2 separate regions of the Mus musculus genome follow, and region 1 is linked to region 2. A link is a contact called in ENCODE POLR2A ChIA-PET data. All regions are on one chromosome and are shown on one strand. The core of a region is the stretch at or near the end of the contact, and the rest is flanking DNA. Distances in the headings are between cores, read along the strand shown.

What was found. ChIA-PET counts read pairs that join two places held with the same protein, here RNA polymerase II (POLR2A).
Region 1: POLR2A ChIA-PET joins it to region 2 with 43 read pairs in Patski. The contact joins the promoter of E230013L22Rik here to the promoter of Ing1 in region 2. POLR2A ChIA-PET finds 5 or more read pairs at or near these places in 2 of 5 experiments (Patski and embryonic stem cell).

What each region holds. Positions count from the first base shown.
Region 1 is chr8:11,475,826-11,480,654 of GRCm38, reverse strand. E230013L22Rik (RIKEN cDNA E230013L22 gene) reads right to left here and starts at 2,726. Exons shown (of 2, transcript NR_126558.1): 1 at 1,972-2,726; 2 at 414-1,514. Rab20 (RAB20, member RAS oncogene family) reads left to right here and starts at 2,015. Exons shown (of 2, transcript NM_011227.2): 1 at 2,015-2,327. The coding sequence starts at 2,156.
Region 2 is chr8:11,554,334-11,558,862 of GRCm38, reverse strand. It overlaps Ing1 (inhibitor of growth family, member 1), which reads right to left and starts at 2,406. Exons shown (of 2, transcript NM_011919.5): 1 at 1,818-2,406. The coding sequence starts at 1,953.

The sequences.
Region 1 (4,829 bases), core at 1,477-3,976, 79 kb after region 2:
TTGCCTGAACAAAATGTGTCTTGCAATCTCCCTCTTCTCCCCAGCACATCCTATGCATAAATTACAAATTGATCATTTGTCATCTGTCTATGCATATCCATATGTGTTCATATAGAAATAACTATTACCTTTAAATTATAATTGATGCACATCTGTGGTAGGAAATAAAAGCAAAACCAGATAGGCCAACTCTTACTCCACACCCACAGGGCAGCTGTCCTCGCTCAGTACTCCTCCGGTCATTTTCTATGAACCTACTTTTGTTTTGTTTTGACAGGGTTTCAATATGTATCCCTGGCTGTCTTGGAACTCACTCTGTAGACCTTGAACTGGCCTTGAACTCAGAGATCTGTCTGCCTCTGCCTCTGCCTCCCAACCCCTGAGTTCTGGGATTAAAAGAGTAAGCCAGAACAGGGCTTTCATGTTGTTTTATTTTTAAGTATTTGGTTTTCCTTGTTTTCTGTTTAACTACATCTCCATTGGGAAGTAACCTCTCTCAGCTATTATATCATGAAATTAGGATGTCTCACCTCTGAGAAAATTAGAAGAACTCAACACCAGAAGATCCTCGAAGGGTGATAGGGGTAGGGACTCTTGCCACCCCCTGATCCTAGCTTAGATGTTTACACAGAACCCATTTCTCTCTCTCTCAGCCTCTGGGGACTTGTCGTCTGGTTACTCCTCCAGCCTGGCCCTGTAACTTTCATGCAACAAGCCCTTAGTAAGTTGGAAGTAACTTAAATTTCCCTGGGAGGACATGCGGTGGGGTGGGATGGGCGGCTAGCAGAAGCCTGGGGCTTAGAGGGAGCTGGTTTCACGCGCTGGTGAGCATTCCACGCCCCAGAACGTACTTTCCCACCCGCATTCCCTAGAGCAACGGTCCTCAGTTCTCAGGCAGGGTGCTTGAGGCAGGCGTAGCCATCTCGCCTCGGTGGAATCTCTGCACCTGCAGAGGGAGAAGCTACTAGGAGAGTCGTCTCCCTTCCCTTCCCTCCCCTGGACCTAGTGGGCTTTACTCAGCCCCAAATATCTCCTCCGCCTCCCTGCATGCTTGTGCCCCTGGAGGAAGATTTTGGTTTTAGGGGTTCTCTGTTATAGGAGAAAGGGAAGCTGTTTTCTAGCAGTCACTGCAAATGCAAAGTCAAGTTTTCCCTTCAAGGTTTCTTGCAGAAGTAAAAAGCGAACCTAGCAGGCACCTCCCGGTGTCCCCGACCCATCCACATTCTCCCTTAAATCTTAGCCGACTTCCAAGGGACTTTCCCAGCCAGGCAACTCTCCACCTGTGTGGGTGCAACCAAGGTGCACCGAGGAGGAGCGCTGGGCACAGGCTGGGAAGCGAAACAGAGCCAAGGGAGCCTGTGACTAGACAAACACCAGGTCCTGGGCCTCTCCGCGGCTACCCGGGCTTTTGGAGGAACTGGAGCGTCCGAAGGAAGGCGCTCTGGAACTTTCACCTTAGGACCCAGGTCCTAGGCTCCAAACTTGGCGACATACAGGCTTTCAAAGGGTGGGGACTGTAAAAAAAAAAAAAAAAAGCGGTACTGTAGCCCTGCTAGAGTCAGGGGTGCGGGAAGAGGGAGGCTGGCGTGGGTTGGGCCAGTGGAGAGGGGTTCCAGGAAAGGGCTGGCTGGGCTGGAGAAGGGCTTGGAGAAGGTATGGGAAGGAGCTGGGGCGGGAGGTAGGGGCCAGGGCTCTGGGAAGGGCAGAAAAATAAAGGAGGAACGGAGTTTGGGATTATAGGGACGGACGCAGGACGGTCCTTGAGGGAGGGGGAATGGGAAAGAATGGGGAGGGGTGGGCGTGGGGCTGAGATTTAGCAGGCAGAGAAAGGGAATTTGGGGAAGGAGAGATAGGGAGTAATAGGAACGAGGCAGGGGTGATGGGGAGTGTGGAAGGGGCTTGGGAGAAGACTGGGGGCGGGGCCTAGGCGGACCAGGGGGCGTGGGGTGGGCGTGGCGGCCGGGCACCCACGTGGTCGCAGGGCTGCGTTCACACTCCGGTACAGAGCTGTGGCGCGCTTCCTCTTTGGCACTTCATCGAGTTCGGATCTCAGGCCAGGGCCACTAGAGTTCGGGGTCCCTGGAGGCCGGGGTCCGCGTCCCCTGGCATCCTGGGCGGGTGACCGAGAAGCGCAGGGGTCATCTCCTCCGCGGCTATGCGGAAGCCGGATGGGAAGATCGTACTGCTGGGGGACATGAACGTGGGTAAAACGTCGCTGCTGCAGCGCTACATGGAGCGTCGCTTCCCGGACACGGTCAGCACCGTGGGCGGCGCCTTCTACCTGAAGCAGTGGCGTTCCTTCAACATCTCCATATGGGACACCGCAGGTGAGGGCGGCGCCGCCGGGACAGGCGGGCTTCGGGGCTCTGCGGGGTCGAGGAGTCGTCTGTGGGCAGCCGCGGGGTCTCCACTTTGGGCTGTGACATTCATTGCACCTCTGTTCCCACTTGCCTTGCTTTGCCGATTGAGAAAATCTCCAGTTCAGCAGCACTCTGTGCGTCTTCGCGAAGATTCGGGTTATCCTGGGAGAGATCTCCGATCAGTACGACTCTCGCTTCTTAGGTGCTTTAATGTCCCCCTCAGGGTGCCCTCCTTTGGTGTACAAAGCAGCCTTGGGAGTTGAGCACCGCTGCTATTACCGACTTCTTTATGAACGAGGAAACTGAGTCAGAGAGCGTTGGACCACTCTGCTGGATGTAAGGCGACTGGGAAGTAGAGTTGGAATCGCCCAGCCTCCTCGACTCACGGTTATTTACCCAGTGCCGAGTCTTGGCTGGTGCGCAAGTCACGTGAGTGGAATAGCTTCCTGTACTGGCATTTTTAAGATAGGTAGTGAATTATTTTTAGTGCGTGTACAACTTCGTCTTGGACTTTCCCGATTAATTTGCTTCTGTCTTCTCCCTTTTCCATGATAAAGAAATAAGATACTTTAAGTGAAACAAACGAACCCGGAAATAGTATGGTATAGTTTCAGGGAGAGAGGTTTCCAATGTATGAAACTCCCAAGTTCTGACTTTTTATGTTGTGTAAAGTGTGGTGGCGCACGCCTTTAATCCCAGCACTTGGGAGGCAGAGGCAGGAGGATTTCTGAGTTCGAGGCCACCCTGGTCTACAGAGTGAGTTCCAGGACAGCCAGGGCTATACAGAGAAACCCGTCTTGAAAAACCAAAAAAGAGTGATGTACTCAAAAGCCTCGCTCCTAATCCCTGACTCCTTGTCTTGCGCGTATCAATCTGTTGGCTATGTAATACATTCTGATCAAGCTGAGTTAGTGAAGGTCTGGGGAGCTTCCCTCCCTCCTCTGTCTTCCCCGTTCCTTACTTAGCCACCGTGGGAAATGGACTGATTTCTACTTTCCCTGTCTTTCCTTTGGCTCTGGTCTTTACTCCGCGTTGCAGGCAGAGCCTCCGAGTTTTCTCAGGCTGTCTACCTGCCACTGAGCACTCATGAATGCAATATCTCAGAGTCAAGACTAGTCAGACTCTGGACTCCTTTTCCAGCCTCCGACAGAGCTCCGCCTCTACGCTTGGCTTAAATGGCTTGCCTGCTGCTCTGGGTTTGTAAGAGGAGAAAGCAGAATTGGTCAGCTTTCCCCACACCTCTTAATGTTTCTGGAGTAGCGATAGATGTGTGGCCGACACAGCACAGGGTAACTGTGTCCCCGCTAGCTGTTTCAATTTGGTGGGTGGAGCCACTTTCTTCGTCAAGGCCGAGGATATGATGAATCCGGAATGTTGGTCAGCAGGGGATTTTGTAACACTGCCTGAGAACTTGCTGATTCCCTCTGTGGGGGCGGGAGCCGTTCAACTCATTTCCAGGCCTCCTCGGCTGCTTTTGTGTTCCTGGAAGCCTAAGTGTGAAGGCAGATGACGGGAGCCTTGCCGGGTGGCCAGGCCCCCTCTTCACATTCTTGATGTCTGTGTACACATGCTCAGGGGAACAAGGTACAGAGTCAACAGTGGTCCATATCACCAACTTTGTGCCTGCTTTGCTGGGCTGCCAGTCGCCTGGAGGGAGCAGAGAAGACGGGTTAATATTGTTCGGGATTCTGTGTGGAACATCTACCCTAAAGGGTTACCTTTTCCTGCATTGTGTACTGTTTAAAATCCCTGCCCTCTCCCCAATTGACCCTTTAGCATAGCAAACCAAAACCAGCTTGCCGCGACAGGCAGGTTGGGGGGAGGGGTGGCAGGCACACACCTGTGAGGGCTTTGGGACGTGCAGTAGTCAGAGCCATAGCACTTGGTTAGTTTGTGTTTGACTCTTGACAAAGTTAAAGCCAAGCCGGGCGTGGTGACGCACGCCTTTAATCCCAGCACTTGGGAGGCAGAGGCAGAGGCAGGTGGATTTCTGAGTTCAAGGCCAGCCTGGTCTACAAAGTGAGTTCCAGGACAGCCAGGGCTACACAGAGAAACCCTGTCTCAAAAAAACAGAACAAACAAACAAAAAAAGACAAAGTCAAAGCCGAATGCTTAGCACCTGGAGCATGCTGGGTGTGGCTGGGTGTGGAAGGAGGTGCTTGCTGATTTTTAAAGCAACTTATCTATATCTCTTGGTGCAGTAGCCCAGGGGCAGGCAAGTGGGATACAGACCATCTCTGTCTGGGTACAGGCATGCCCCCATTATGCTTTGGTTACTCACACCCCTTTCTAAAGTGCTCTGATAGAGAGAGGGGCACTCGCAGGTCATGGGTGATCAGAGCTGCCAACAGGATGGTGATGTAACCTGCTATTAGCAAATAGATGCTAATAAGCATCATCTCCATGCTAAGTTCTACTTCCTGGGCCCAGACCTGCAGTGAACTGAACAGGCTTTAGCCATTTTGGGGC
Region 2 (4,529 bases), core at 1,157-3,656:
ATATAAGGTTGCGCTTAAGAAAGAGGCATTGCTTCCTGGGGGTATTTTCTATAATATTTGAAAAGTAATTCAAGCAACAAACTCCATTTACAACAACCAAAACATAGACCCTCCTTTCGAACTCTTCTACATCTGAAGCACTAAGGCGGCCGTCAAAAACTCGGTCTGCCAACAGTAGTTCTGAGCAAGGACTTGAATATTCTAGAGCCATTCGGACACACGAGCCCGCAGGAGGACAGCACGGGACACACAGACCCGCAGTCCCGACAGAGGCACTCCCGCTCATTCAAGCCTACCGGAAACGCGACAAGCGATCAGAGGCTCCCGCGGGGAGCCAGAGCAGAGAAGGTAAGCGCAGCATCCTCCCGGAGGCCACCGCCGCCATAGCCTCGCAGCCGGAAAGTGGCCGCGATCCACTCCAGCCTACGAGACTCAGGAAGCGCGCCCCGCCCTGCCCCGCCCCGCCCGAAGCCTATGTGAGTCGACGACGCTGAGGGCGGAGACCAGGAGGTACACCAATCAGCGCGCAGAGCCAGCGACGGTGGCCCGCCCCAGCAGCGACAGGAGCCAACCCAAGGCCAGAGGACGGGCGACCCGAAGACATTCAAATCAACTCACCTCCTCTCTCCGCCCGGCCCTCTACCAGAGGAAAAAAAAAAAAAAAAAAGCAGACAGCGGAAACACAGACTGGAGCGAGTCCCGAGCAAAGCCCGCCCCCATACTGCCCGCCCCCCAATGACTCTGTAGCACAATGATAAGGACATTCCACGGGGGATGTTGCGACCAATCAAAGGGCCGCAGAGGCGGAACGTTCCGCAATATGCTAATGATTCTCCTATAAACCGAGCTGCGAAGCTGCATCTCGGATAGAGCGCGCAGGGGCGCTTTCCCCAGCAAGTCTCTGTATGCAGTGCTGGGCAGTGGCCCTCCACCACCCCCAACTCTTCCGTTTCCCTGCTGCGCAGTTCTGTAAACAAGAGTAAACTCCGAGCGGCCATCCACGTTCAAAACAGAGCCCCCTGACCTCACAGCAAAGTTTCCCCAACAGCCAACAGTTCCCGGCGGGCACGCAGGCTCCGCCTCTTCGCCACTCTGGGCAGCCCGGGTCTTCGGGTGGGCTGCAGGTCCCTCACCTGCCCCGCTCCTCTCCAGCCAGAGCCCAGCTCGCGTCCACCGATCGCAGCGCAGTCGTACACCTAGTCGGCTGCGATCCTCCCTTTCACCCTCTTCCTCCCCAAGACACACCGCGCCGGCGCCCCTCGCAGTCGGCCCGGAGCCCTGTCCAGAGCCAAGAGAGGGCCCAGGAGAGCAGGGCCTGGGCGATCGCGCGACCCCGAGTCAGGACTGCCCAGTACTTTATGTAACACTTAGAACCAGAACCTGGCGGGAGGCGGCGACTCTCCGGACCCGCACTCAGCTCCGCCGGAGTACGGCCCGCAGCCCTCTCTCTAGCCCGGTGCCCGCGCCCTACGGCCGCGGCGCCCGCATAGCACTCCACCTCGCGCGGCCGCCTTCACCCCCTCCCCGAGGACGCGGCCGAGCCCCGCGCCCCCTCCCCCGCAGCACCGCCTCATCACTTCACTACAAAGAGCGCTTTGGTCGCGCAGCCTTGCAGCCAGCCGTTCGCGCTCCTTCCTTCTCCATGTCCCGGAGCTCGGTACACAAGGACCTCGGCGTATCAAAGGCGCTCCAGACCTTTTGTTCCTAGCCCTCCGAGGACGCTACCGGGCGCTCCGGCTCCAGCAGGACCGGTCAGCCTCGCCGCCGGGACCCAGGGATGGACGCGGCCGCCCCCGCCCATCCATCACCCGCCGTACCTTGGTATTTGGCGTCGATCTCCCGCATCAGCGAGACGTTCCTCTGCAGGTCGAAAGGCAGTGACTCGATTGAGTCCAGGTAATCCTCCACATAGTTCACCAGGTGGATCTGCTCCCCGTTGGCAGGACTCAACATGGTTCACCCCGGAGGTCCCCGGCGATTCGGCGGCTTTCCGCTTCCTCCACCCCCCGCCCCCCTCAAACAGCACTGCAAAATGCAAAGCTCTCTCGCCCTTCCGCGCCCCCCCGCCGCTCCGGCCGGGCTGGCCGGCGGCTACATCTGGCGCCTGCCGCGCCGCCTCCGGGGCCGCGGGGACCCCGGCGCCTGCAGGCGCGGGCCGCGGCGGCCGAAGCTCAAGCGCACACCCCGCCGGCCGTGCAGGCCCCCTCCCGGGCGGCGGGCGGCGCGGGGGGCCGTGCGTACTAGCGCGCACACACCCAAAGAGGGCCGGCCACCGCCGCCCACCCGCCACCAGCGTGGAGAGCGGAGAGAGCGGGGCCGGCTGCGGGAAGGGCGCGCTCCGCCGCCCGCCTCGCCGCACTTGTCCAACGTGGAAAACCCAAATACCAGTTTCAAACACTTGGGAAACATTCAGCCCCGCGCGCAGCGCGCATGCGCCCCGCCACCCCTCCTCCCGGAGGCGGCCCCGCCCCCACCGCATTCACGCCCCTCACCGTCCCGGGCCGGGGGGCGGCGGGCCGCGAGGCCGGCCCGCGCGGGGGCGTGGCCTGTCATTGTCGCTGGGGGCCAGGGTCGCCGAGGGGACAGCGGCGGGGTCGCCTGGGCAGGGGAGACCGGCGACGCGAAACTTTACTAGGAGTTTGACACTCGGTGGCGGACCTACTGGGCGGAGCCGCACGCCGGCCGGGAACCGCGGGGTGCTAGCCTGCTCCTCGAGACACGCCGGGGCCGGACGAGCCTCCAGATCGCTGCCTTCAAACCGACTAACCTGAGAAGAGCCACCCTCCGCTGGGTTAACTGCATTCCCCCGCCTCCTAGCGCGGTATAAATAGGGCCCCCGAACAGAAATGGCAACGGCGTCAGCCAATCCCCTTGCGACTCTTACCTCTGCGGCCAATCTGGACGAGAAGGAGGTGTGGTGGGATCGGCAACGCCCCCCGCACGCCTAGTACTAGAGAGCTGTCCTCTTCCAGGAGGGACGAGCGGGCGGAGCCGAGCGAGGCGGAAGTGGACGCGCAGGCGCAGCTCCCTGGCGATGGATGCGGACCCGCGCGGGAGGGCAGCTATCGACACGCAAAGGGACCACCACTCCCAGCATCCTCGGCGCCTCCACGCGCCTGCGCCTTCCGCCCCCATCGTCCCTTTGTGTCGCCTCCCGGTGCTGGGTTTAGAATGGCCTGGAGACAAAGGGGCCCCCGAGGGGTGCTCTTTTCAGCGCGGAGATCTACGGTGGGCGGGCTGGCGGGAGCAGCTCTTCTCTGATCCTAACTAGCTCTTCCCCTCCCTGCCGCATCTGAGGCTGCCCATGTCCTCGTCACACTGAGTTGGCAGCGGGCACCGCAGTGTGCTTCCCGCAGGGGAGCACAACCTTCAGCTTCCCATCCCGCCCTTCCCCCACAGCTGCCGGATTTAGGGCTTTCTGAAAAGCCCGGGCAGAGCGAGGGGTTGCCTAGGCGACGGGCCCCGGCGGTCCCGCCCTCTTCCTGCCTAGGCACCGCCCTGGGGCGGAGCCTGGCCTGTGGTCGCCACATTCGCGCCTTTGTATGGCTGGGACTGTGGTGCGGCTGTCCTATTCGCCCCTCTGAGTCCCAGGTCCTCAATCTTGCTCGGCCGCCTGGGCGAGAGCGGTGGACCCGCTGCTGTGGCCTCAGGTGCGCAGGGCTGGTGATGGCGCTCTGCCTCGCCTGCGGTGTCTGCTGCGCCGGGTCAGCTCGCAGCCTTCAGCCATCTGGAGTTTGCCGTGTTTCAGCCTCAGGCATTCATCCTCCGGCAGAACAAGACTCACCGCTTCAGAACTAGAGGGTGTAATTGGAAAGGATTTGGAACAGGTTCAGGAAACACTGTGATGCCCTACCCCCTTCGGCAGGTGTGAAAGTACTCCATGCAACCCCGTGACATCTACGACATTTCCAACGCTGTATATCTTAAATAGAGTCTTGTGGAGGGTCATAACGCAGCCAGAGACTGTCAGTTGAGTTAGATCGTTCAGATTGGGTCGTTTGCTTCTGAAGCACAGGGCAGTGCATTTCTGCAGGAGGAAGTTCGCTTGGCTGTCTGGTGCTGGTTTTTACTAGCAGAACCAACTGCTTTCAGCCCTAGTCAAAACCAGAATAATGAAGTTTTTCCACGTAATTGCCAGAAGAAAATAGTTGCACAAAAGGCTAACTGCATGGCTTGAGAACACGACGTGTAATTAAGTGTGGAGAGGGGTACAGAACTGAATATGAAATGTGGCCTTTTCCTCAGATCTTATAACCAGTTTAAAGGCACAATAGCAATTAAGAAACAGGTATTTTAGTCGCAGCGTGCGTTGGGCCATGAATGAACATTTATCTAGGTTTAATGAAGATTAGGAATAGTTGACCTTTTCCAAAGATAACCAAGCTGGAGTTTGAACCTGGTTATCTTTCAGAGTTACATATGCTTTAATAACCATTCCATTCTGTTTATTGAATTCATGGACACACAAACCCAAAAGGTATTTTATTCAATTGACCAGAATTATTTCACAAGTGCCTGTCACATGCTAA